2 separate regions of the Homo sapiens genome follow, and region 1 is linked to region 2. A link is an interaction called in ENCODE POLR2A ChIA-PET data of the cell type or tissue named here. Cell type or tissue: OCI-LY7. All regions are shown on one strand. Each heading gives the region's core, and the rest is flanking DNA. Links, peaks and the distances in the headings are about the cores only.

Region 1 (17,064 bases), core at 4,753-9,752, 660 kb before region 2:
AGAATGAAATGAACAAAGAAAGGTCTTTGCACTCCTTGTGCTGGGAAGTACTGTCTTGGTCATCATAGCAGGGGGTCATACCTTTAGAAAGTTTTTATGAAGCTGGGTCTCCTTTATTTTGAGGCTAGAAGTGACAAAATAGGCTCCTTTAGGAACAACCAGTCCCATCTATGCCTAGATTTGCTTTCTTTCTTCCCACTGTATCATTTTGCTTTTATATATTGGTTTTGCATCATATATCGGTTTGCTTTTAATTCCTTATTTTTTCTTTGATTTTCAGATCTTTGACCATCAGTCTGTGACCTGCCCCTTCTCTTTACGTAAGTAAAAGTGATTTCTTTACCTTTAAAAAAAAAAGTGTCAGATTTAGGAAATTGTGGTTTTCACTGGCATATTTCCTAGTTGACTTTGTTGTGGTTTCTAGTGCTTCTGTAGTGTGTATTAGTTTCTTTTGCGTTTGGAGTGTATGCTGTTGGTGGTAATACTAAGTTGCTATCCATGAGGGTGCAGAAAATACCAGTGGCCCAGATACTGTACTTCTATAAAGGCTGCCCTTTACTTGGCTGCAGCTGCTGTTTGCAAAAGTCACTGCTCTTTTAAAGTATAGCTTACATTATTCAGCCAAATACCAGCAACAGTTGGGCTTTTGCTCCCCTGTCAATCATTGGGCAATTATGTATTCTTCAGTTATGTACCCATCCCTAGGTCCAATAGTTTTTAATTTTAACTTCTAGATCAGAGCTTTCATTTATTGACAAAATTTCTAATATCCCTTTACTAAGAAGTACAAGACTGTAAAATAAATAGACTAAACTTTTGTGCAAAATTATGAAGTCTACAGGGGAAAAAAAGAAATCCCAGATTCACGTGTGCCAGAAGGTTTATAAAGGTACCACTCTTTTTTAGAAAAGATGGAAAGGTATTCGGGGGGAAAAAAAAACACGATTTTATATGAAAAAAAAGAGAACGTTCATTATTTAAAATTCAAACCAGGCTGCACTGAATGGGTTTAAATAAATTTTATTTTGAACTGCTTGAAAAAGATTCTAGGCCAATGAACCCAAATAATCAAAGTCACTTATAAGAGACACCACCCAAAAGATCCTACAGGTAGTGATAGTCACCTAATGTGATAAATAATTATCGGTATCCTCTGGCTGCTTCTCACTCTCTGGTGAGCTCTGTTCCTTATTCACAACATTATATCTTGCTTCACTGACTCTTCACTCCAAGGTATTTCTTGTATTATAATCATTTGCACAGAATGGAGGTTCCCATGGCTATTTTGTTTATGCGTGCCTTCCACTAACATTCCTAGAAGATAGTGGCAAATATATTTAGGGAGGCAGAATCCTCCAAAGGATGCTAAGGCTAAAGTGTAACGTGACAGTTTATTTGACAGAGAAAGGAGATTGATTAAACTCCCCAAAGACTGGAGCTGTGTGTAATGCATTTATACAACAGGGGTGGGTCCTACCTGTCCCTGACAAGTCTTGTTATTCTCTATTTCAGTGTTGATAGAGTGGGTCTGTAAATGCTTTGGAGGATGTCAATATGCATGCTTATGGTTACCACTTTATATCTGCACAGCCCTCCCCTCAGTTACCTAGCACTGCATATTTCTAGTCCTCTGACTGGCAAATCATTTTTGTTACAGTTCTTTTGTGTAAAAACAGTTCACATAATAGCTCTGTGTTAGACAAGGCATTAATCCTCACATCACCGGGATGAGTCAGCACAGTGCACTCCTGCCCGCACGGCTCAGCTATTGTGACGTCAGTGCTATAGGGCGAGCCTCAGACACAAGCAGTACAGGGGACCTGTGTCACCAATTAGGAATCAAGGGGGAGACTTTTGAGATAAAAAGTGTAGTTGAAAGGCTGTCTCTGGCTCATAGGAAAATGCAAATCTGATTCTATGCTACATCAGCCATCAGTTGCATAGCTTCTAGAGATATCCTATTTTTTAACCACACATAAGGCTGGGGGAGTGACCTATAATGAGCAGATAATCCGTTCATATACCCATGACCTTGTGCCATCCCTGGGCCAGGCTTCATGTTTGCTTGGCTTGTTCCAAATCTTGAAGCTGCCCTCATATCAGCAGGGTGACCGGGCTTATGACAGTCCTACTGTCCTCAAGTATCCCATAGACACAGTTGATGGTTGATGGCTCCAGAGTGGTGCCCCAGAGGCTCGACAAAAGGAAAAGAAATGTCCAATGTCCCTTGAGAACAGATCAGAACATTATCTCCCCAGTGCTTTGACTCCAAGTGCCTCTTCAATGGCCTCCTCTAAACAGGTACAGAATTCTGCTTGTTCGATCTTCTCTTAGCAGTGCATTTAGTCCAGTATCACAATCTGTATTTGACCTGGATTTCAATAGGAACTGAAGAGCTCTCAGATGTTCCCCCAAGAATTTCCCATTCCATTACTGTTTAGCAGAAACAAAGAGGAACCCTCCATAATCTGCCATGCTACCTTGAAGCAGGTAGCACAGACTTACCTTATTTGGGAAACTTGGTTCTTATAAGTTAGGTCTCTATACAATTCAGATTCAGATTTATTCTCAGGACAATATCTTTCAGTATTGAATATTAAGTCTTGAAAAGGGTGTTAATTTACAGCCTTAGTGGCAGTCTCTGTTAAAAAGACCTTCCTCCATCACAGAATTTATCCCTCACTCTTACTGTCACCCCAGCCAGTCACCAGCCCCTGCCATACCCATCAGAAAGTGCCTTACTGCTGGGATCTTCTGCCTTCATTAGATTGCTAATGGGCTCCTACTATGCTTATAAAAGCTAACACTACTACTTGGCTTCGTTTTGATTAATTATCATGTACAGCTCTTTATTTAGTTTTCATTCAACAAACATTTATGGAAAGCTAGTCACTGTGCTTGGTTCTGGAAACTCCGGGATAAATAAGAAATGCTTTCTTTTGTTAGAAATCTCAGTCTGATAGGGGAGATACATAAGTGAATAAAGACTATAGCATATGATAGGCACTGAAATGCAGGTATATACAAGACGTAGTAAGAGGAATGAAGGAGGAGTGCCCACTTGGATGTGGTAAGGTGACCAGGCTGGGTCTTAAAGTCAGAAGAGTAAATTGCAGTTTACCAGGTAGATATGAAAGAGCAGAAAGAAAAGGGGATCATAATCAAGAAAAATGTAAGAGCATTTACAAAATCAGGAGGCGTTAAGTAGCAGCGAGATTCAGAGGAGTGAATAGTTCAGTGTGATTGAAACATGGTGGTTGAAAGAGTAGTATGAGATTGGGCTGGAAAGCAGGCAGGGGACCTTGCCTGCCATACGGAGGACCTTGTATGCCGTGCAGAGGAGTTTGGACTTGATCCTGCAGGCTCAAGGAGGCTTTGAAGAATTGTAAGCAGATGTATGTTTTAGAAAGAGCACTTGGTGAAAGTGGAGAGGCTGACTCAGAATAGGGAGACCAGGTCAAAGGTAAAAGCCAAAGGCCTGAACTGTGCAGTAGGGGTAGGATGGAGGGAGAGGCTATTTGGTAGTGTTGAAATAGACATTAACCTTTGTGTAATTCCAGCATATCTTGGCCTATTGCATAATCTTTGCCTTCTAGGAGAAAGGCTGAAACATTGTGTGGAGTCAAATTTCAGACCAAAATACATCCTTATGGGATCTTCAGCAAAGACCTCAATTTGAATATGACCTCACTTTGAGCTACTGCCCCCTGGTCACCAGGCTCGCGTGCCTCCTACTGCCCATAGTGGGTGTGAGGGAGGAGCAGGCAGATAAGGAGAAGACATTCCCAGTGTCCTGCTTGTCTCTTCTTTCACCTGAAAATGAAACAGTTTCTAAATAATGCCCCCCTAAAGTCAATCAATGCCCCAATTTCCTATCATTTTCTCATTGCTCCCTTTTTCTAAGCAAAATTTCCAAACCATTGAACTGAATTGCAACTTATGCACAGCCGGGTGTTGAAACAATTCAGTGTATTCATTCCTTCTCTCTGAATTAGAGTTCACCATAAGTGTGCTTTTCTCTTGTTCACTTTGGGCTGCCAGGACAATTTAAAGGAAATTTTCAACAGCTTATGTTTCATGTACTATGTTCTCTTTTGCAAATGGGAGGATATGCGTGGGTGTGTTTAAGCCTTCTCTATATTGCTTTCTGGAGAAAGGTTTGGGAAGATGAACAAGACGAGGAGTAGGGACCTATTGAAAGCCCAGGTCCCCCAGTGACCTGAGTGCAGAACGTAGGCTGGTGATCAGATGGTCAATTATGTGTTTGTCAAAACACAGTGGGCTGCATTCCAGGCTGCCAGCTTTGGAAGCCCAGCTTCTGCCAACCAAATGTCATCTGGGAACATGCAACACTGGGCACTGTGAAGGAGTTTGAAATAGACCATGCCACAGCCAACCTACTGCCAGTCTTATAGCACCAATATGGCATGCACAGCCGGGCCCCATGTTTCAGAGCTCAGGAATTCACTGTACTAAATTCAAGAGGTCAGATGGGTTCATGTTTTCAAAGCCTATGTTCTTTGCTTTGAACACTGTGACTTGCTCCTCAGCAATTTCCAAGGGATTTTTCCAGTCACATCTCTGTGGAAACCACTCTTTTTGTGATGGTTATAAGATCCTTGTAAATGTCCCAGAGGATAGGAAAAAAAAAAATCAACTTGCTCTGACAATGACTATGATTTCGACAGAGGGATTCCAACTCTTAGGAAATTACATTAAAGGTGCATAGCTTTTAAAATATCAGGAACCACCTTGGCAACTTATAAAAAGCAGAAGGGCTTTGCCTATTTTATAAAGTGATTTGCATATACCTGCATAAATAATGTCCCCACCTGTACTTTTATGCATTTAGGTTGAATAAATTAAATTTTGTGATCTTTAAAATATTCACTGTCTTTCATTGCTCAGACACCATTTTCAGGACCCTTCCTCCTCATTTCTTTTCCTAGTGATAAGAGTGGCTATTTTTTTTTCAATCTTTTGACTCATTCAGAGAATCAAAACACTCTGAACACCAATCGACTATAGCCAGGAATATTACCTCCCTCTGGTTGCATTTCTCTTAGCCTTTCTACCTATCAGATGGTGAGTTCCATGTATTTTTAATAAGAGAAATAAAGTATTACTAAGGCGAAAACACAGCACAAGACAGATTTAAGTTCTATTTACATATATATGTAAGAGAGAGAGAGACTGTGTGTGTGTGTGTGTGTGTGTGTATACACAGACTTGCACTGATACACACCTCAGGGACATGCCCATAGTAACCTTTTCTTTCTTTCACCACTGCACTGCGACAACCTCTTCAGGAACCATCCAGCTACTAAGCCATTTCCGTTGTACCTTGGGCCTTCAAATCAAAGCCTGGTCAGTAGGCCACTCTCCCCCACATTCACGCTTTAAGATATTATTAAAAACATGCTATGTACAAAGAATAATTTTTATTGGATAGTTAAAGCATAAATATACCATAAGTACATGACCCTTTCTTGCTCTTAAGGAATTTAAAATTGAGTTAGGAAAAACAGTTATATTGTTGAGCGTTGTGTATGCACATAAGATAATAAATGACTAAGTTCCAAAAGGAATGATACAGTCCAGGAAGTACCATAGGGTTTCATTCATGAAAGAGCCTTGCAGGCTAGAAAGTTTCATGTAAAACTGATTCAGCTGAGTCTTGAAAACTGGCTAAAATGTAAAAAAGATGAAGAGAAACAGAATCATATTCCAAGCAAAATCATATACCAAAGTGTTGGAATCTTCGAGGGGGCCCATAAATAGCATCACTTTTCCCCACTTGAATTCTAAACCTATTGAAAAATAAGACAAAAGAACTGATAGCTAGGGAACCAAAATTTTTATAAAGGTTGGTTGAAGAGCATAGCTTAGTGTAAAGAGGAAATGGGTTTGCTGACTCTCTTCCCTTCAGTCAAACCTTTCAAAAGCTCTCTTACAGGAAAATGTGGATCTGCATATGAGCAACACTTTCCAGGTCATCACCTCCCGATAGTCTCAGTAGAAAAGGAAGGACAAAGAGGTTAAACTCCTGTGCTTACAAATTTGGATAGATCAGTTCTACCTACCTGAGAAATATAGACCAAGGGCTTTCCCACCAATGGGATACTTTGCCTCCATGGGGAATTATAAGGAATGAGACAAGAGGAAAGCAGTGTTTAGAAAACATCTGGAAACTAGGAGTAGGGAAGAGGCATTCTTACCCACACTGACATCCATAGACTGGAAAACAAGAGGAGGAAGTACTGAGTGAGATGAAAATGGGAACCAGAGCCACATCTGGTCTGAGAGCATATACCTGGGGTAAGAACCAGTAGTCCTACTGGTTATCCAAGATCTAAACTAAGGGCCCCTTTTCAGAGTCTCAAAAGTTACAAGAATCAGAACCTGGGGGAACAGGCAAGAAATGAAGATAATGGACAAAAGCCTAGTTAGGAAAAAAAATACAAAAACTCTAGTTTCTTGTTCAACTAATAATAACAATAAGAAATACCTATTGAGTGCTTGCCTTGCTTTAGATACTGGACTAAATACTTTTCATGGCTATCTGATTTAACCTTCAAAACTACCCTATTAAGTAGATGCTACTATAATCCTAATTGTGCAGATCAGAAAACTGAGATTTAACATGTTTGATTTATTTTATAAGAACATCTAATAAATGGTAGAGATAGAACTTGATTCCAGGACTATGTCTTAAAAGCCTCAGCCAAATTTTACTGGACACAAAGTTGAGTGTCTACTAAATACTAAAGGTATATATAATAAAGGAATATTAACATAGTCTCTCTCCTTCTGGAGCTTATAATCTGGGGAATGTAAGACAGATACTAAGCAAATGGTCTCACAATATAACTTGTAATTACAAATTGTGCTTACCACTATATAATAAAAGTACCATGTGCTCTAAGGGCAAATAAAAGAAGAAGATTTAACTGAGTCTGGAAATTCAGGAGAAGCTTCTCTGAAATAGTAACATTTGAGATGACACCTGAAGGTTAAAAACAAAAAGTAAGGATGGATGGTGGAAGAGGATTCCAGGCAGAGGGAACAGCATGAAGTCCCTGAAGAGAGCTGCACAGAGAGAAAAAGGTGACTAGCAGCCCAGGTTGAGGTTGAAGAGATACGTAAGGCCTGATGATAACAGGTCCTTGGTAGGCCATGTTAAGGATTTTTGTGTTTATCCTAAGGACAGTAGAGGAGCAAACTTAAGAAGGACTGTGGCATGATCATTGTTGTTTTTTAAAAGGGTAAACTTTGGGGCATTTATCCCAGAGAGATGGAAACATAACTGTACAACACCTGTACATTATGTTACACCAATGTACATAGCAGCTTTATTTGTAATAGCCCAAAACTGGAAACAACCCACATTTTCTTCAGTGGGTCAGTGGTTAAGCAAACTGTTATATCTATACCATGGAATACCTCTCAGCACTAAGCAGAATAAATTATTGATGCATACAATAACTGGTTTTAATCACAAGGGTATTACATTGGGTGAAAAAGCTAATCTCAAGATGATGTACTGTTACGATTCTTATCTATATAGCACTCTTGAAATGAAAAAAATATGTAAGGATTGAGAACATACTTGTGGATGACAAAGTTAGGGAGTTGGGATAGAAATGGAGGTGAGTGTTGCTATAAAGGATAACGCAAGGGATCTTTTGTGATGGAACTGTCCTGTAGCTTGACTGTGGTAGTATTCATGAGTGTATGGATGTAATAAAATTGCTCAGAACTAAATATACACTCACATACTCATGTGCATATAAAACTGATGAAACCTGAGTAAGGCAGATGGATTGCACCAATGTTAATTTCCTGATTGTGATATTGTACTACAGTTATATAAAATGTTACCATTTGGGCAAAACTGGGTAAAAAGAATAACAAATCTCTCTGTATTATCTCTTACAACTGCACGTTAATCTAAAATTATCTTGAAATTAAAAATTTAAAAATATATATCAAGGTAGCTTAACTTTGGTAAATAATTTGGAAGGATCAAAAATGGATATGAGGAAACCAGTGAGGGAGCTATTCCAGTAGACCACATAAGAGGCAGACTAGAGTATTGACAGTGGAAATGGGAGGAAATTGATGGAACTGAGAGATAATTCAGAAGTAAAATATTCCTGGACTTTTTCATGGTTGGTTATGTGAAATAAAAGAGAGAAGTGGCAACAATGACTCCTGGTTTGGGGCTTATCAAACTATATGAAGGATAATACCATTCACAGTTACATGAAACACCAAAGGAGGACTGGAGTGGAGAGAAGTTTGTAAGTTCTGTTTTTGAGATGTTGAGTGTGAGGTACTTTGGATAGATACATAGTGAGCATATTGCACAGGTATTTATATACATAAAACTGGAATTCAGAAGTAACATGAAGGCTGGAGACATGAATTCAGGGTAATCGACATATAGTGGTAAATGAATCTGTTGGCATGAATAACATTGCCTAGGGACAGGGTTAGATTGAGAAGAAGACCTAAACTGAGACTTGAAGAGCTCTTAATATTTAATCCGCTGGTAGAAAAAAATGAGGCCATAAAATACCCTCAGAAGGAGCCACCAAGAAGGTGGCAGGAAAATCAGAAAACATAGGCACAGAAGCCAAGAGAGTGCCTCAAAGGTAGTGGTCAGTGATGTGACATGTTACTGAGCAATCAAGTAGGTTAAAGACTAACAAATATATATTGCTTATATTAATTTTGAGCTTATTGTTGACCTCAGCAAAAGCTGTTTTGTTGAAGTGGTCAAAACAATAACGTGTTTGTAATGGGATGAGGAGAGAATGAGAAGTGAAGAAACAGCAAATGTGGGCCACTCAGAAGTTTTGCTATGAAGGAAAGGAAAATGAGCTACTGCAATATCTTGAGGGGGGAAGTGAGGTCAAAAGAAGGTTGGAAAAGCATGGAAACACTAGTATTTTTTGTATTTTCATGGGAAGAATACCGTAGAGAGGAGAGATCCAATGTGCAGAAGAGAGAAGAGCATAGGATGACTGGCAGTATAAGATTACTGATAAGGCCAGAGAGATGGAATCCTGAGTACAAGTGGAGAGATGGAAGGAGGGACACATCTTCTATTTTTGTAAGAAAGGAGGAGTAAAGGAAAGGAGCAGATGCAAGCCCACGTGTAGATTTGGTACTGAAAGGTTAAGAGGTTTCCCAAGTGATGGGCACTGAGGGGCAAGGTCCTGCTAAGAATAAGCGGGGAAGAGATTTAAGGAAAGTAGAGATTTGAAATCGTTCTTGAGACAAATGGGACAGCAAGTTGACCAGAGAAATACAGTAGGACTCTCCTTGGCAGTGTGGAAGGTGCAGGTGAGTCTGGTGGGTTGATGTTGATACCTATCTGCTCTGTCATGGGATTTTCTCCAGCAGTTTGGGGACCAAGGTGCAAAATCAGAAGAAATGAGTTTGAATTAGGATAGGGTTTCACCTAGCATTTGTGGCATTAGGAGTTTTAGCTTCTTGTTTTGGTTCTAGCTGAGGCCAGTAAGAAAGGGCAGTGAAAGGGCTTAGTTAAATTCTCCAGGCATCTGTTGAGTATATTGTATCAGGCACTGTGTTTGGTACAGAAAATACAGAGGTGAGTAAGACACCATCTATGCCTTCAAATAGCTCACAGTCCAGGGTGGTTTGTAGGCTGATATCTGGTCCAAAACACCAGGAACAGGGACTTGAATAACCTTTGCAAGGACCAGGAGACCGATGTCATTCCTTTTCTTTCTTATGCCTGCTCCTTCCCTCTGCCCTGTCCTCACAATACCCAGTTTGTTTTTGTGTTTTGGCTTTTTGTTTTGTTTTGTTATTTACTTTCTCAAAAAATATCTACTCTCTGCCTTATTGCCAAGCCTCTAGTATGCATCATACATATGTGAGAGACAACTTTGATTTCTCCCATTATCTTTTTGCTAAAATATGATGATTTAGAAACAATTAGATCATCTACTTGAAGTATGGTATTGGTATAGTGTGAATTGTCTCTAAATGTTAAGAGCTGGCATCTAACACTACAGAAAAGCTATTTATTTAAGAGGGCTGGAGACAGGAGTGTAGACAGGTGAGAGAGGGAACAAGGGAAGAAAGAAGGGAGGGATGGAAAGAAGAGGAAGGAAGCGGGCCGGGCACGGGATCTCACGCCTGTAATCCCAACACTTTGGGAGGCCGAGGCAGGCAGATCACGAGGTCAAGAGTTCGAGACCAGCCTGGCCAACACAGTGAAACTCCATCTCTACTAAAAATACAAAAAATTAGCCGGGCATAGTGGCGGGTGCTTGTAATCCTAGCTACTCGGGAGGATGAGGCAGGAGAATCTCTTGAACCCAGGAGGCAGGGATTGCAGCAAGCCGAGATCGCACCACTGCACACCAGCTCAGGCGACAGTGTGAGACTCCATCTCAAAAAATCAATCAATCAATAAATATATATATAAGAAGGGTAAGAAAGCATATTAACTACACAAGATCTTATATAGCAGCTCATCCCTGTTTGTTATTCAAGGGAACTCCCATTTAAAATGAATAAATAATCCTCCATCCCTAATGGTGATCTACACCATCAGCCTCCAAAAACAGCTTCCAGACCTAGAAACGTACCAGGGTACTATAGGTTAATTATAAATTCCAGGTGCTGGTAATGCAAGAGAAGATATGGAGAGGGTCTGAAGGAGGTGGAAGTTTATAACTTCCAACAGAAGAAAGATCCCTTACTCAGATTTATTTTAAGCATTATAAAATGATAGCTTAGAAAGAGGTGGTGGCCGTGATGGCTTATCTTTATTTGGGCACATTCCATTCTGTGATATTCCCTTTAGGAAATGATGTTAGGGTCATTTGACTAAAAGCTAAATTGCTGATACATCTGGGGTAAAATTTGGCAGCTGTCGAGCAAAACAGCTTTTTTTTAATATTTACTTTTTTTATGATTCTATAATTCACACTTATTGTGAAATATTTAGAAAGTATAGAGTAAAGGGGAAACATCCATAATTCCACTACACAGAACCAACTATTATTAATAATTTTTTAGATCACCTTCTAGTGTCTTCTCTAGATTTTAACATGCCTGAGCATACATTGCATGTATACAGTTGTATCCCATTTTAATTCAATATTATATAATAAATACTTCCTGGTATAATTAAAAACTCTTTATAAATAGCACTATAACATCTGAATAATATCACATAAAGCCCCCAGAATTTACCTAACCATGCCCTAGATAAAAATATTTGGGTTATATTCACTACTTGAAATTTTATATTTTAAAATTCTTTAAGGGAAGAACTATGATGTACATCTCAAAGTGTCAAACTTGGGGGAAACTTGAGGCAGACATTGATGTCACCCTACTAAGAGAGCTAGTTAGTAATTGCTAATGACTGAAGATCATATTGGAATTTTTAAGTATTTATTGCAGGTTTTAGGTAAGTTCTTTTTCCCCCAAAATAAAAGTTCTAATTTTTAATTCTAAAAAAGTATACATTTAGTTTTGCTTGAATTTGTTTCATTGATAGTATTTATAAAGAGCAAGGTTAAATTCCTTTGAAATCTCACAGCCCAGAGATAATCACTATTAATAACTTAGGAAATATTATATTTCCATACAGTCCTGTTTATCTTTCTCTTTTTCTTTCTCTTTGTCTTTCTCTTTCCAGACTGAAAGGAGAAGTTACTTGCTGTTTTGTATTCTATTCTTTTCACTTAACATTGTAATAGTCATTTACCATGTTAATAAATATAGATCTACATTATCTTTTGACAACAACGTTGCACTTCAGTATATGCATAATTTATTGACTCAATCACTTATTGATGGACAGTTGGGAATTTGGAACTTTCTTCTTACTAAACAATGCCACAATAACTGTCTTTATATGCACATGCATATGTACACATGTTTGTACACTTACATGATTATTTCCTTAGGATCAATTAATTATAGTGGAACTGCAAAAGTAAAATGCATTACTAAACTGTCCTCTAGCATTGGTTAATATCTTCACCAACAAAAAAAGAGACTGCCCATTTCTCTGCATCCTCACTAATTCTGTAATTTTCAGTGATAATTTTTGCCATATACATGAATATTTTCATACTGGAGGTATGAGATGCATTTTCCAGGCATAAAACCAAAGCCTGAAAACTTTTTAAAAAATACATGTATTTTAAATTTTATTACATGAAAATAAAAATTACTATGGTAGAAAATCATTTTTTAAACTAGGAAAAATATTTGTGATATATCCCTAATATTTTAAGAATAGCTATAAATCAATGATGAAAGGATGAATAACACAATAAAAAAATTGGAAAAGACAAATGAGCCGTCTAACAGGTTTGTTTGCTTAGTCTCATTCTTTACTGCAAAGGCAGTGCTCCCTGAAGTCCTCCAAGGCCACCTCAAGCTCTGCTTCTTATGCTCTGATGGCAACACCTACCCTCACCGCCCTTCAGGGGAGTGTTGTGGGAAGCAAAGCACCACCAGAGACCTATGACATTTCTGGGTTGGGAGGTGGTAAGTATTCACCTGGTTACATACATTTATGTTTATTTGGCATCACCAGCCCTCAAAGGGCCAGGCTCACTCACATGAATGTAAAAATTATCATCAGCGCTCTGCCTTAGACTCCAGAATCAGTAAATTATTGGGAAGGGAAAAATACACACTGGCAACATTGCCTGATCCATGTCTCCAGGGCAGGATTGACATTATTCTTCTCCCAGATGTAGATAGAGATTTCTGGATGTTCTCATAAATAAAGTGCTAGAGGCCATGTCATCAACGTCCTCCATCTTTCCCCGCTCTCTGATTCCCATGTGTATTACTACATACTTAATGAAATGGAATATTCTTCAGCAACTTCAGGGAAAGTGAAAGACGCTAGAGAATTGGAAATACCACACTAACAGCATCACCTCCGCCTCTGCCGTGCAAACTGTGATGACAGGGCGTCTTCCCTGTGTTCTGGGACAGGGAGCATCTGGGTTCTGGGAGTGAGTTCCTCGAGTCTTCCCGAGGGTCAGGAGTTGTACAAAGCTGTTCTGGGTGGTAATTGGAGCATTCCTTGACCACAGAAGTTCATTTGCAGATGGTAAGGGATGACATGCTCTGGGGCATTTTTCCCCCTCTTTGGCAGAAAATTGTGGACATGAAAGTCATGTGTGTTTTAAATCCTTAGACAGTGTCCAGAAAGGAAGCAAAAGAGAGGCAAACATGTTAGAGTCTAGGAAGTCCCTTCAGGCCAACTACAAGCTAAGGAGAATGGAAGGAACCAGGCCTAGGAAATGGCTTATCCTCTACCTGAACAGTCAAACACCTCTTGAGGTGTGCACATATGGTTATGAGCCAGGCTTTAGTGCTGCCAGCAGTGCCCTTGGAGACCATGCCACTGACTCAGTGTACCTAGGGCTCAGAGTGTCAAATGTCTCATTTTCTTAATGATGCTCCTAGAAAGCTTCACATATTATCCACATGCTTCTGTAACATAGTTTATACTCAGAAGCTGGGGTTCGAGGGAGATTTTAAATGTTATATATACATATATATATCTTCCACATACACGCATCCTACTTGTTTAAGGAGTCATGCTACTAGGACACTTGCAGAGGCATCTTGTACAAGAAGTCTTTGCAGTGATAAAATTAAGAGTTTTTTTTCTTTTATCAGGGTTCTTCTTTTACATGGTCTCTTTGTGTAGTCTCTATATTATTCTTCATTTCTTCTAATGTGTGGGTATTGAGAACAGATCAGGCATGCTCCAGAGAATCATTTCAAGATATTCATCTAAACAGGTCACCTTACCTCTCACACTTCGATAGGCTAAAATGGGTTCTACCTTTAATCCCTGGTAAATTTCTAGGCTTTTTGATACATGAAGAATAATTCTCACCTCTAATTTAAAATTAACCTTGTACTTTGAATGAGAGAACCGTGTGTCTCATGAAAGAACATGAGTGAAAGGTACACCTAAATCTTTTAATAGTAGCCTTCAGCCTAGTCCTTATAAGCTACTCAAGGACACATAAGAAAAGTAATGAAAAGTCTTCAGTCAAAATAATTTTCTGAGTTTTTTTTCTATGCTTTTATCCATCACCACCATGCTTGAATAATCTTCACTGCATTGGTTCTTCACCAGTAGCTTTCACATACTCCTCTACCAGTTTTATAACAGTACCTTTCAGTAAAGGTTAGGAAGAATCCTAACACTGTTAACTTCCTCAGTAAGCATGCACTATCTGTTGACAGGGTGTCTGTAGACTATCTATTTACTTAAAAAGAACCAATTTTTTCATCATTACATTATCATCAGTCATTAACATTACTCATCTAGAATGGGTACAGAGGCAAGCCACCTCCTAGTAACCTATGTGTTTACCACTCCATCCCAAATCTCTGATACACTTAGAAAAAAAGTTTTAGACATGTAGGATAACATTCTAGAAAACAGTTTCAAAGATCTGAATCTTAGCACAGGAATTCATACACCGCCCCCCCCCCCCACACACACACACACACACTCTTACTGACCACCATTATTTGGAATTTTTTTTTATTTAATCGACAAAGAACTACAGCTAAAACACTTTGAAGTATTCCTTTTGAAACATTTTGATGTTGGATTCTGGCTTATTCCTTCTTAGAAAATGAGGGATTACATTTAAATGTCAAATAAATGCTTGTACCTAATGTGTTAGTCCATTTTTGCTGCTATAACAAAATACCTGAGACTGGGTAATTTATAAACAACAGAAACTTATTTTTCATAGTTACAGAGACTAGGAAATTCAAGATTGAGGCACCTGCAAATTTGGTATCTGGTGAAGTCCTCTCTGCTTCCAAGATCGCACCTCTTGCTGTATCTTCATATGGCAAAGGGTGGAAGAGGAAAAGGGAGAGAGACAGCTCCTTCACACCTTTTATATAAGGGCACAAATCCATTCATGAGGGCTCTGCCTTCATGATTTAATCACTTCCTAAAGACTCCACCTCTTAATACTATCACATGGGCAATTAAGTTTCAACATGTGAATTGGGGGGTGGTGAACATTCAGAGCATATAATCTAATAAGAAATGAATCCATAATTTTTGACCGTTGTAATAAAATGATATTTCATTAAGCATCACTCATCTCTACTCAAGTAGTGACCAAAAGATGGAGATGTTCTTCAGAGAGGAGACAACAGCTCTCTGTGGGTAACCCCCAATATGGATGCAGATTTGGAAACAGGAAAGCATGCAAGTAAAAGCACCAGAAAAACAACCAAGAGATGTCTGCACCTTAACTGCACTAGCCACCCTAAAATGAGTTAGGCTTTATAAGATGGAATAAAAAACATGCACTCTAGACAGTAATCCACTTCTAGGATTGTGTAGGGTTTTAGTTTCCTCTCATTTCTTCGCAAAAGTATTTTTGTAAAAATAACTTGGTCTAAGAAAAAAAGATTTCTCCATACCACAGTTGGATTATTTCATGGGAACAGTATACCACTTTGGCAGACTGCATTGACTTTCAGACCAGCATGCGGATCCAGGGAAAATAGACTGAGTGACCCAGGAGGGGCAGAGTCAGGACTGGCTGTATGCAGGAGTCCTTACCATCTTCCAAAAGCTACCAAATCAATCCTTTATTTCCTGTCTCAACAATCGGCATTGGCAAATTTAAAAGATCAAAGTTCCTTTTAAGACCTGAGCTATTATATTATTATATGGGGATTACTTCTAGATCAGCTACTGTTACCTTTGTCTGTGGTCCAGGGCCTCAAAGCACTTCCATACACGTGCGTGCGTGCACTCACGCACACACACACATGCACGCGCACACACACACACACACACACTCTATTGATATGAGCTTTTCTCCTGCCTATTAGATGCATTACAAATCTGCCTATAATGGGGCCTCTCTGCATTCCAACAAAAATATTTCTGGAGCTCTCCTGGCTCCCACAACATTTGCTGGGTGCACATTTAATATGTTTTAGCTTTACTGCCTGAAGATGGAATCAGGGACATCTACCTGCACATGACAGTGCTTTGGCTCTTGCAGTTGCAGAACTTAATGTATGTATCAGTAATGAAAATCTTAATTAAGAAAGCTGCATCATTGTCCATGAACACTCATTTTTCTCCCCCTGCAAAGCCCTTTGTGTATTGCAGTATATACCTGGTCCAGACAGACAGAGCCCTCGAAGAGCTTGTCTGGCAGATCTTCTCTTGATTATTAACAGCTAGCGAATGACAAAGTCTCGCTCTCCTTTTGTCTTGAAGCTGAGGCTTGGAACAGCAGAGCACACAATGTACTGTAGGGTTTGTTTGTGTTTTTTTAAACTTGCTTTTATTACGTTGGTGGGTTTAAAAATCCGACAGTGTTGATCAAAACTAATTTAGGTAACTTAGAGTTGCCAAAACACTAGCAGATGCATATTTACACATATACTCTCAGAAAAATGTAATTTTCCATATAGAAACAATGCACAAACATAAGAAGGGAAAATTTTAATCTGTCTGCCCATGTTTCTGGTAACTTTGGCCTCCAGTACTTAAAGGCTGCAACGTCCTCACATATGTGACCTTAGCAGTTACTTCTTTTCCTGTGCCATTGTGCATGTGCCAATTTGTCATTTGTGCAAAGAGTAAGCAGCTTTGGAAAATGGAATGACTTTATGCAGACAACTAACTGTACCCATAAAAATTACAAGAGTTACTAAGAAGGTCCTTTGAACCTTAGTTCAAAGGACCTTCTTAGTACTACTCTTGCAATTTTTGAAAAGGTGGCCTATAATTATGTTTATGAAACAATGCCGAATTGTGATATTTTAATAAAGCTCACATCATAATTCCCCCAAATAAAAAGTTAATCAACTTAAAATTCTCTTAAAAGCCTCAAAGCATTTCACTCTTCGAAAGTAGCAACTCCTACCAATTAAGTCTATGACCTCGACCCATGTCCTACATGATGAGGAGAGAGACTCATGTTCTCAGTCACTTACATATCGTTCAGTCTTCTGCATTTTCTAAATTTCTGGTCT
Region 2 (12,535 bases), core at 6,159-11,158:
TGTCTCTCTGACTTATTAGCTGTGTGGTCCTTAGCAAAGTCAATCTCTGTACATCTGTTCCTTAACTCTACAATAGAGGAAATAATTTTATCTCTAGTCTAGACAATAAGCTTATTGAGAGCAGGGATCATGTCTGTGTTAATCACCATCTAATCCCGAACACCCAGTGCCAGGGACATAACTGAATCAGTGACTGATTGGGTTCATGAATATCCAGCTTGACTATTTCATAGTAATGTTTTTCAAATCAAGTGAAATAACACTCATTCATCTGTTCATTCAACAATTATTTGTGTACCTCCACTAATCTGTAAACTATAACGCTCTTCAGAAGATATAGCACTGACCGCAGTTCTCTAAAAGTAAAATACATACACACAAACCAATGTAGAAGGAGGATGGTGTTCAGAAACGCAGGCGCCCGTCCAACAAAAGCGGGGTTTCATCCTGAATATTAATAAGCACGCTTTCCGTTTTGTCAAATAAGGTAGTAAACAAATAAAACTAGACTAGTTGAAATCAAAAACTTGGCTGACAGCACAGTGATTTAAACTATCCGGACCTTTACAACAGGGCTGAGAATGAAAGGAAGGGGGCAAGGCTGGAAAAAACGTTGACAGTGGGTCAGAATCACGACCATGGGGCCTGACCCAAGGGGGCCTGGGGCTGAGACATCCGCACCAGGACATTTCGGGACCAAATTCAAGCCCTCAACGCCCACAGGGAAGCAAATGTCCCCACCACCGCCCGTAGGGAAAGGGCTCGCAGAGGCACAGGAAACCGTTTCCTCGGTAACAACTTTCCGTATTACTCCAAAGAGCACGAAGAAAAGGGAAGGGAGGGATTAACTGTAATCTGAGAAGGTTCAAGCAATCACCGTGAGAAAAAGTAGGCTAAAGCCACAGATGGGAACCTGCCCCAGCGAGGCCCGCGGCTTACCTGACGGACAGTCGGAGCGCCCTCCATCGCGGCTCCCTCCGCCGCCGCGGCACCGCCCCGCGCGCACCGCACCGCACCGCCCCGCGCCCACCTCCAGCGCGCGCTGCGAGTTACAGGCTCCGCGCGCCTCCTCCGCCGGCCCTCCGAGTACTTCCAGCCGCAGCTCCTTGCGCCCTCTGGCGGCCGTGAAGGATTCCTGACGATGGGTGTTACCGGGTTAGCCTGAAGGCTTGTCTTTCTAGGGGTCACAATGAGACTTCCCTATTCCCAACCTCAAACTACTGTGCCTCCCAGGAAATGGCATACCCTGCCCCAATGTGCGAAAAGGTGAATTGCTCGGAAACTTTTTTTTTTTTTTTTTGAGACGGAGTTTCGCTCTCATTCCTCAGGCTGGATGGAGTGCCAAGGCCCCGTCTCGGCTAACTGCAACCTCCGCCTCCCAGTTCAAGCGATTCTCCTGCCTCAGCCTCCCGAGTAGCTGTGGTTACAGGCGCCTGCCACCACGCCCGGATAATTTTTGTATTTTTAGTAGAGACAAGGTTTCACCATGTGGGTCAGGCTGGTCTCGAACTCCCCACCTCAGGCAATCCGCTGGCCTTGGCCTCCCAAAGTGCTGGGATTACAGGCGTCAGCCACCGCCCCCGGCCAGGAAACTCTTGTTCCTTCCAATAAAGGATTGAAGTTACTGATTAACTGCTGTACGTATTGCAGATTCTTGGTTCTGTAAACCAAAAATAAAATGCCGAGGCCCACCCCCAGCCATCTAAATGGACCCCTCCTCTTGGCCAAGAGCGTTCCAAATTTAACCTGAAAATCTAGTTCAGGCCATGATGAAAGAGGGGATTGGACATGCCTCATTAACATCAACACAGACCTTAAGTCTGAGAAGAAATATTTATCATCTATTGCCTCGGACACCTGCTACTTGGAGGCTGCATCTGCATGATAAAACCTTGGTATCCACAACCCCTTATCCTAACCCAGACATTCCTTTCTACTGATAATAACTCTTTTTTCTCTTTTTCTTTTGAGACAGGTTCTGGCTCTATTAGACCAGCTGGAGTGCGGTGGCGCAATCTCTGCTCACTGCAACCTCCACCTCCCGGACTCAACCAATCCTCCCACCTCAGCCTCTCGAGTAGCTGGGACTACTGGCGTGTGCCACCATGCTTAACTACTTTGTTTGTTTGTTTGTTTGTTTGTTTGTTTGTTTTTTGAGACAGGGTTTCGCCATGTTGCCCAGACTGGTCTCGAACTCCTGGACTCAAGCAGTCTGCCCCCTTCGGCCTCCCAAAGTGCTGGGATTACACGTGCAAGCCACAGCTCCCAGTCAATAATAACGCTTTCAACCAATTGCAAATCAGAAAATTTTTTTATGTACCAATGACCTGAAAGTTCCTCCTTCTCGCCTTGGAGCTGTCTCCCCTTCCAGATTGAAACAATGTAAATCTTACATGTATTGATTGATGTATTAGGTCTGCCCAAAATATATAAAAGCAAGCTGTACCCCAACCACCTTGGACACATGTCATTGGGACTTCCTGAGACTGTGTCACAGGTGTGTCCTTAACCTTCACAAAATAAATTTTCTAAATTAACTGAGGCCTGTCTCAGATATTTGGGGTTCAGAGTTCCCAACCAAACAGCTATAAAAAAGACATTCTAAGCCAGGCACAGTGGCTAACTCATGTAATTCCAGCACTTTGGGAGACTAAGGTGGGAGGGTTGCTTGTGTCCAGGAGTTCAAGACCAGCCTGGGCAAAACAGGGGGGCCCCATCTCCAGAAAAGAGAGACAGAGAGAGAGAAAGAAAGAGAGAGAGAGGGAAGGAAGGAAGGAAGGAAAGAAGGAAGGAAGGGAGGGAGGGAAGACATTCTAGAACAATTGAGGAATAGTGAATATGAAATGGCTATTAGAGTTGATGTTACAGGATAATTAATGATTTATGTATACATTTATGGATATTCATTTATGGATAATTAATAATTTTTGGCAGCTGGGCGTGGTGGCTCAAGCCTGTAATCCCAGCACTTTGGGAGGCTGAGGTGGGAGGATCACCTGAGGTCAGGAGTTTGAGACCAACCTGGCCAACATGGTGAAACCCTGTCTCTACTAAAAATACAAAAATTAGTCGGGCGTGATGGTGAGCACCTGTAATCTCAGCTACTTGGGAGGCTGAGGCAGGAGAATCGCTTGAACCTGGAAAGTGGAGGCTGCAGGGAGCCGAGATCAGGCCATTGCACTCCAGCCTGGGCAAGAAGAGTGAAACTCCGTCTCAAATAATAATAATAAATAATAATAATAATAATAACTTGTGGCTATGTTGCAGGGTGTCTTTAATATTAGAAAACTCACACTAAAATATTTAGGAGTTCCCTGTTATCCATGGGGATGTAAAAAAAAAAAAGTATTTAGGAGTGAAGTAGCACCATGTCTGCAACTTGCTTCCAAATGCTTCCACGAAGATGAATACACAGAGAAAACAAAATAGCGAAACGTTAATTATTGGACCTAAGTGGAGGGTATACTACTATTCAGTTATTCTTTTACTGTTTACATATATTTAAAAATCATAATGTAAAGTTGAAGAGATGGAAAGGAGTTGAATCCAGTTCCACAAAATGTCAGACACTGAGTGTATTTCTTTTTTGTTTTGTTTTGTTTTTGTTTTTTTGAGACAGAGTCTCGTTCTGTCCCCCAGACTGGAGTGCAGTGGCACAATCTTGACTCACTGTAACCTCTGCCTCCCAGGTTTAAGCAATTCTCCTGCCTCAGCCTCCTGAGTAGCTGGGACTACAGGCGCCCACCACCATGCCCGGCTAATTTTTGTATTTTTAGTAGAGATGGGCTTTCACCATGTTGGCCAGGCTGGTCTCAAATTCCTGGCCTCAAGTGATCCACCCGCCACAACCTCCCAAAGTGCTGAGATTACAGGCGTGAGCCACTGCACCTGGCCATGAGCATATTTCTTAAATATATATGACATACTAAAGGACAAATTACTTAATAAGATAATCAGTAAAAGACAGGTTTCCATCCTCATTCTGCAAAACTTTGCATAAACTGTGTTCTGTTAAACATAAAAAACGTCACAGAACACTAATATTAAGCAAGGCCACTGTATGATCATGATAGAGTAAGACAAAAAGAAGGCCACTGGGTAATCATGTCTAAACACAGACAAAAATGTGAACATCGTTCGAAACACAGAAATGACTATGTCCCTATGCTGACTAATATGACTGACTGCTGCCTTTTTCCCAATAACAGCTTTAGCTTCACTTTATTCCACCTACCTTCTAGATAAGATGTATTAAGATACCCAATCAGAATAACCACATCTTATTGACAATATGTAATCTGGGACAAAGCTCCACTTCTTGAATCCTCCTCGCAAAATCACTGAACACAAACCCAAATCCTGTAGTAAGACCTTTCTAACACCCTTTCACTGAGATGTCCTCATGGTTCTCCATGGTATTTTTTCACCCTCATTGCAATGAGTCAATAAACACAATGTTGTCTAACTACAGCTATGGTTCTCCTGGACTTTGGCTGAAGAGCATTGATATATTTTGCAGTGAAATAGAACATAAGGTGAAAGTGAATATGGAAGAAAAGTTGTTAGAAGTTTGAAGAGAAAGGAGAAATTATGAAATACTTAGGAGCACAGGTGAATGAACTGACTAATGTTTTAGGAAAACAGTAAAACAGTAGCATTGCTGGGCAACACAAATGCCTCATTGAGATTAATGGTCATGTATTTAAAGTGAGATCACACTAATATGTAAACAGCTCCCAGAAATCCCTGCTTACCACAATCAGGGGAATGCTTAATTAGGAGATTAATGGTCATGTATTTAAAGTGAGATCACACTAATATGTAAACAGCTCCCAGAAAAACATATGGAAAAACCATAGTCAAGTTAAAATTGTTAAAGTATATGTCAGAAAGTTCATGGAAAAGGAAATATCAGTGTCTTTTTTTTTTTTTTTTTGAGACGGAGTTTCACTTTTGTCACCAGGCTAGAGTGCAATGGCACGACCTCAGTTCACTGCAAACTCCACCTCCTGTGTTCAAGCGATTCTCCTGTCCCAGCCTCTGGAGTAGCTGGGATAACAGGTGCCCACCACCACGCCCAGCTAATTTTTTTTTTTTTTTTTTTAGTAGAGACAGAGTTTCACCATGCTGATCAGGCTCGTCTCGAACTCCTGACCTCATGATCCACCCTCCTTGGGCTTCCAAAGTGCTGGGATTACAGGTGTAAGCCACCGTGCCTGGGCAAATGTCTCTTAAAAATATAAAAGATCCTCAGTTTCACTCAGAATAGCATAGAAATTAAAACCACACTGAAATACTATTTTTCACTTACTAGTTTGACAAAAAGTACAGAAATTTGAAAACGCATTCTGCTGACAAGACCGTGGGGATACAGGACTCTTATAATGGAAGTGTAGAGGCTGGGTGCGGTGGCTCATGCCTGTAATCCCAGCACTTCAGGAGACCAAGGCAGGTGGATCCTTTGAGGTCAGGAGTTCGAGACCAGCCTGACCATCATGGTGAAACCCTGTCTCTACTAAAATGCAAAAATTAGCCAGGCGTGGTGGCAGGCGCCTGTAATCCCAGCTACTTGGGAGGCTGAGGCAGGAAAATCGCTTGAACCCAGGAGGCGGAAGTTGCAGTGAGCCAAGATTGCACCACTACACTCCAGCCTGGGTGACAGGGTGAGACTCTGTCTCAAAATAATAATAATAATAATGGAGGTGTAAAGTAATATAGCGAATTTGGCAATAGCTTCAAAAATTACAAAATGCATATACTCTTCAGCAGTACCAACTTCTGCAATTTTTCCTATAGATTTAATTGCACACATGCAAAATAATCCAAAGTTATTCCTAGAAGAATAGTTGGTAGTAAAAATTGAAAACAAATCATCATCAATAAAGGACTGGTTAAATAAATGACAAACCTCCATCCATTAGAATTTGGAATTCTGTGCAGTTTCATAATAATTTTTAAAAGAATGAGGAGGAGCAACATCAACGAAAATGGCAGAGTGGGGAACTTCAAAAGTCTGTACTTCCACAAAAGCAACAAAAAAGGTGGCAAGAGCTGTCAGAAACAATTTATTTGGAAATCTGGAATGTCACCAAAACCTTACCACAATCAGGGGAATGCTTAATTAAGAAAAAACAGCTGAGTCTCAGTAAAAGACTTTTGTGACATTTTATTTTAACTTACCCTGGTACCATCCCCTACTCTACAATAGCCCACATTCCTGGTACTGATTCGTAGTATCAGAGGTAGCAGTACAGACCTTATTCTCGAAGAATTGTTATCTGTTTGCTTTGACCTGTTTGGTGGCTCCCTGAAGGCTCAAGGACTTGTTTGCCTTATTTTATCTCAGAACTCTTCCAAGGGTAGGACACCTGCCTTGGGCAGGTGTTGGTGGGGGAATGTTGGTAGAGGGGGCAGGTAGAGTATTTATTGAAAACATTTGGGCCGGGCATGGTGGCTCACGCCTGTAATCTCAGCACTTTGGAAGGCTGAGGGGGCAGATCACCTGAGGTTGGGAGTTCGAGACCAGCCTGACCAACATGGAGAAACCCCATCTCTACTAAAAATACAAAAATTAGCTGGGCGTGGTGGTACAAGCCTGTAATCCCAGCTACTTGGGAGGCTGAGGCAGGAGAATTGCTTGAACCCAGGAGGCAGAGGTTGCAGTGAGCCAAGACAGCACTATTGCACTCCAGCCTGGGAAACAAGAGCAAAACTCGTCACACACACACACGCACACACACAAAAAAAAAAAAAAAGAAAGAAAGAAAGAAAGAAAAGAAAAGAAAAAATTTGAAGGCAAATATATTACCAGTATCACTTGGGGCAAGGGATAACAGTTCAGGCAAACAATGGACAATCTGAATAAGGGCTTTGAAAAACTCTCACAAATTCCTGGGAATCCAGAAGGCCACATCCATGCCCAAAGCTGGGAACATGCTCAGAAAAGACCTAAGAAGGCCCTAAACTTCCACCTCTGGCTGACTTTTTGCTCGGCTAAGGCAGAGATATAAACTGCCTGGCTGGGTGTTACAGGCATACCCAGCACACACAGAAAGCCAGTCTGCAAAGACTGGAAGATAATTGCTTGTTTCTGTATGTATTTTTCTTCCTCGGTTTTTATTTTTTTCTAATCTGACAGAACAGAGACTTATGTGGCCACATAAAACAAAGAATACAAACTTTACAAAATTAGTTTGACTTGTATGAGGTACCTAGAGTAGTCAAATTCATAGAGAAAGGAAGTAGAATGGTGGTTTCCAGGGGCTATGAAGAGGGCAGAATGGGGCTTTATTTAACTGGTTCAAAGTTTCAGTTTGGGGTGAAGAAAAAGTTCTGGAGATGTGATCATTACACAATATAAATGCACGTAATGTCACTGAACCATACTTGAAATGGATAAAATGGTTAATTTTATCTTGTGTATATTTTACCATAACATAAAAAAGTAGTTTATAAAAGATACTAACAAACCACAAATAAATGCTAAAATAAGCAGCAACAGTAAAACCTGGGGAGGTGTACAACCTGATTTTCAAAGTTGCTGCATTATGCCAGGCACAGTGGCTCATGCCTGTAATCCCAGCACTTTGGGAGGCTGAGGCAGGTGGATCACCTGAGGTCAGGAGTTCAAGACCAACCGGGCCAACATGGTGAAACCCTATCTCTACTAAAAACACAAAAATTAGCCAGGCCTGGTGGTGGGTGCCTGTAGTTCGTGAGGCTGAGGCACGAGACTCTCTTGAACTGGGGAAATGGAGGCTGCAATGAATCGAGATCACACCACTGCACACTGCACTCCAGCCTGAGCGACAGAGTAAGACTCTGTCTCAAAAAAAACAAAGTTGCTGCATTATAATATTCAAAATGTCCAGTTTTCAACAAAAAATTATAAGGTACACAAAGAAACAAGACAGTTTGACCCATATACAGAGAAAAATAATAGAAACAGCCCCTAATGAAGCCTGAGCATTAGGCAAACAAAACTTTAAATCAACTATTTCATATATGCTCAAAGAGCTAAAAGAAATCAAATTCAAAAGAGACCCATGAGAACAATGTCTCACCTAATGAAGAATATCAATAAAGAGATATAAATTACAAAAGGAACCACATAGAAACTCTGGAGCTGAAAAATACAATAACTGAAATGAGAAATTCACTAGAGTAATTCAAATAGACTTGAGCAGACAGAGGAACAAATCAGCAACTTGAAGGTGGGTCAATTGGGATTATTCAGTCTGAGGAGCAGAAAGAAAAAAAAGTGAAGAAAAATGAACAGAACCCATAAGACCTGTAAGACACTGCCAAGTAGACCAACATATACAAAATGGGAATTCCAGGAGAGAAGAAAGAAAGAATATTTGAAGAAGTAATGGCCAAGAAAGAATGAGGAAACTCTTTATGCACTGATATATAAAGATCTACAAAAAATTTTGTCACATTAAAAAAAAGTAAGGTGCAAAACAATATACAGTGCCAAAAATGCATACTCTGAATCTAATTGTGAGGAAACAGACAAACTGAAATTGAGGGACATTACTTGAACTCTTCAAAAACATCAAACTCATAAAAGGCAAAGAAAGACTGAAGTGTTCTTTCATACTAAAGAACACTAAAGATATATAGCAACTAAATACAATGTGCGATTTTGTCTTGGATCCTGAACCAGAAACATTTTGTTGTTGTTGTTGTTATAAAGAACATTACTGGGACAACTGGAAAACTTTGAATAAAGTGTAGGTTACATTATAGTATTGACTCAGTGTTAATTTCCTGTTTTTGTTTTTTGAGACAGAGTCTTGCTCTGTCACCCAGGCTGGAGTGCAGTGGTGCGATCTCAGCTCACTGCAACCTCTGCCTCTTGGGTTCAAGCAATTCTCCTGTCTCATGCTCCGGAGTAGTCTCAAGTGCATACCATCATGCCAGGCCAATTTTTGTATTTTTAGTAGAGATGGGGTTTTTACAGGTCACCCTGGCCTCGAATTCCTAACCTCAGGTGACCCACCCGCCTTGGCCTCCCAAAGTGCTGGGATTACGGGCATGAGTCACCATGCCCATACAATTTCCTGTTTGTTATAATTGTACTATGGTTAGGTATGGGGATGTGCTTGTTTTAGGAAGTGCAGTCATGCATTGCATAACAATGTGTCAGTCACTGCATTCAACAGTGAACCACAAGAAAACAGTGGTCCCATAAGATTATAGTACAATATTTTTACTGTACTTTTTCTATGTTTGGATACACAAATACTTCTCATTGTGTTACAGCTGTCTTCAGTATTCAGCATGGTAACATGCTGTCCAGGTTTATAGCTCAGGAGCAATAGGCTATTCCATATAGCCTAAGTGTGTAGTAGTAATACAGGAGATAGAATTTAGGCAGATAGTAAGGGTAAGAGTCCTCGGTGGAACTCCCCTTTTAACAAAAAGCAGCCACCAAAACATTTCTTTTCTAACAAAGAGCAGCCTGAAAAATCAAGCCGCAAACATAGATAAGCAAGCTAAAAAGCTTGCACAGGTGAATGCCAGCCTCAGTGCCAATAGAAAAGGGCTACCTGGATGCCAGGCATGTTCAACAGGGAGGGTCCTCTTCTCTTTTCTTTGTCACCACGTGTACAGTAAAGAGGCAGGCAACATGGTGCCTGGCCATGTAGAGAACCCATCTCCATAATAAAAGATTAGGGTGGAGTGGCCAGCTTCTTTGCATGCTGTGCAAACCGCACACCTAGTCCTAACCAGTTCTTCGTGTGCTATGCAAATGACACACCTGGTCCGACCAATCTTTTGTGCCCTATATAAATCAGATACCACCTCCCCAAGATCATCTATTCAACCTTCTGCATTTCACCATGGAAGCAGCAACCCATATTCTCTGGGGCCCCTCTCTCTGCAGCAGAGAGAGCTTTTCTCTTTATTTCGCCTATTAAACTTCTGCTCTGAACCTCACCCTGGTTTGTCTGCGTCCTTGTTTTCCATGACCGTGGGACAACGAACCTCAGGTATTACCCCAGACAACAACATCACCTCAGTAGGCTCTACCATTTAGATTTCTTTAAGTACATTCTAGGATGTTGGCACAACAGCAAAATTGCCTAATGACGCATTTCTCAGAACATATCCCAGTTGTTAAGTGACGTATGACTTTGTACACTGATATATTTGATCTAGCTCACCCAAATGTTTCAGAAAAAAAAATTGTGTGCCAAGAGAGAATAATAAATAAAGCAAACATGAAAATCTGAGTAAAAGTTTTATGGGAAGCCTTTGCACTATTCTTGCAACTTTCTTATTTCAAGTAATTAAAAACTATTATAACTCAATAAATAAAGTGAAACCACCCTCCACAGTTGTGTCATTTTTTTTTTGTAGTTGCACAAATGCAAACACAGAATGGACACAGTTGGATTTAGTTGGAGGTTTTGGAGGGTTTCTTGAGACAGGGTCTCTCTCTATTACCCAAGCTAAAGTGTAGTGGCATGATCACTGTTCACTGCAGTCTTAACCTTCTGGACTCAAGTGATCCACCTCAGCCTTCCAAGTACCTGGGGCCACAGGCCCACACCACCCCATCCAGCTAGGTTTTGGGGAGTTTTGTTTGTTTGTTTGTTTGTTTGTTTTGTACAGACTGGGCCTCCCTATGTTGCCCAGACTGGTCTTAACTCCTGGCCTCAAATGATCCTCCTGTTCTGGCCTTCCCTCGTGCTGGGATTACAGATGTGAGCCACTGCACCCAGCCTAAGGTTGATTTTTACCAGGCAAGTACGCTAAGTCACAAGAGAAGCAAGGGAGATAAGTATGTATGCAAGGATTTGGCAATAATGATTGCCCCTGGAGTCCAAGCAGGGTTAAGAAGCAAAATAAGGTCATAAGAGTGTCAAGGCCAATGAAAGTGTGAGGATTAAATGTTTGTAAATCTAGTTGAGATTAAAGGACTGCTGGTGATAGAAGTGATGAGTTGGAAAGATACAAATGGTACTTGAAACTGAGATTGTGGACAAATTGCAGTTATAATGATAAGTTCTATGATATGAGCATGAGAGTGGGTGGCTGACAGGAGTGGTGGTTCAGATTGTTGGGGCAGAGGACAAGGCACTAAGAAACCAGGAATTGAAAGTATAACCTTAGTGGCTATTGAAATCACCAAGTGCAGAAAGAGTAGGGTAGAAGAAAGCGACATGAGCAAGGAGCAAAAATCTTCAATGAAAAAGGGAACATGGATTGTGAGTTTATAGATGACTCCAATAAGAAAAGGCAACTGGTGGCATAGTGTTCTGACATGAAATTCAAAGATAGAGTGTTAGGGAAGAGTGAAGGAAAAGAGTCTGGAAGTAATAGGAAAAAAGAAGACAATCACTTTTTCTTGGGCCCATTGGTGCTCCAGCTACTATAGTTGCATGACAAATCACCCAAAACCTTAGTGGCTGAAAACAATAATCATTCATTATTTCATGGTTTCTGTGGGTCAGGAACCTGGAGCAGCTCAGCTCCTCAGTTCTAGCTCATGGGCTTTCAGAGGTTGCCCTTAATCAAGTGGATATCCAGTCATCAGAAGACCTGATAGTGGCTGGAGGATCCACTTCTATGGTGTCTCACTTACATGGCCGGGCACCTGGTACTGGCTATTGGTTTGGGACCTCAATTCCTCTCCATATGGACATCTTCACAGAGCTGCTTCAGTCCTCATTGCATGGCAGTGCCTTTCCTCAGAGCAGGTAATCCAGGATACCAAGGTGAGGACTACAGTGCCGTTTATGACCTAACCTTGGAAGTTATAGACTATCATTTACACCGCATTCTATTGGGGTCAGTCAGCTCTGATTCACTGAGGGAGGTGACTCCACAGGGCATGAATGATAGAGGCCAGGATCAATGGAGGCCTTATTGATTGGAGGCCAATGGAGGCCAGGATCAAAGAAGGCCAGATCAATGGGAAGTTACAAGTGATATGATGGTGTGGGAGAGGAAACAGACACCACTTGAGAGGGCTTCAGGGAAAGCCGTTTCCTCTCAAGTTTCAGGGGAAAACCAAGTATCAGTGCAAGCTTGTCCAACCCGTGGCCCACAGGCCACATGCGTCCTAGGACAGCTTTGAATGCAGCCCAACACAAATTCGTAAACTTTCTTAAAATATTATGAGAGTTTTTTGCCATCAGCTGTCATTAGTATTAGTGTATTTTATTTTATTTTATTTTAAGATGGAGTCTCGCTCTGTCACCCAGGCTGGAGTGCAGTGGTGCGATCTTGGCTCACTGCAACCTCTGCCTCCCGGGTTCAAGCAATTCTCCTGCCTCAGCCTCCTGAGTAGCTGGGACTACAGGTGCATGCCACCACGCCCGGCTAATTTTTTGTATTTTAGTAGAGGCGGGGTTTCACCGTGTTGCCCAGGCTGGTCTCAAACTCCTGAGCTCAGGCAATCCGCCTGCCTCGGCCTCCCAAAGTGCTGGGATTACAGGCATGAGCCACTGTGCCCGGCCTAGTGTTAGTGTATTTTATATGTGGTCTGAGACAATCCTTCTTCCAATGCAGCCCAGTGAAG

What was found. Peaks named below come from ENCODE experiments on the same cell type or tissue, not always from the same donor. Only the 100,000 strongest peaks of a DNase experiment are listed, where the experiment ranks them.
Region 1: POLR2A ChIA-PET joins it to region 2 with 9 read pairs; 2 of 35 experiments call an interaction of 5 or more read pairs at or near these places.

Annotation. Positions count from the first base shown.
Region 1 is chr3:114,483,608-114,500,671 of GRCh38, reverse strand. It overlaps ZBTB20 (zinc finger and BTB domain containing 20), which reads left to right. Exons shown (of 12, transcript NM_001348800.3): 7 at 281-320. The region is part of intron 1 of ZBTB20-AS5 (ZBTB20 antisense RNA 5); the gene reads right to left. Among named protein-coding and RNA genes, the nearest start is that of ZBTB20-AS5, 39 kb to the right of the region's middle. In OCI-LY7, for the core only: no CTCF peak of the experiment used is centred there; no DNase peak of the experiment used is centred there.
Region 2 is chr3:113,827,341-113,839,875 of GRCh38, reverse strand. It overlaps GRAMD1C (GRAM domain containing 1C), which reads right to left and starts at 1,088. Exons shown (of 18, transcript NM_017577.5): 1 at 940-1,088. The coding sequence starts at 966. RefSeq lists a silencer at 876-1,075 and an enhancer at 8,829-8,978. In OCI-LY7, for the core only: no CTCF peak of the experiment used is centred there; a DNase peak (open chromatin) is centred at 9,125; H3K4me3 peaks cover 1,310 bases; H3K27ac peaks cover 1,507 bases.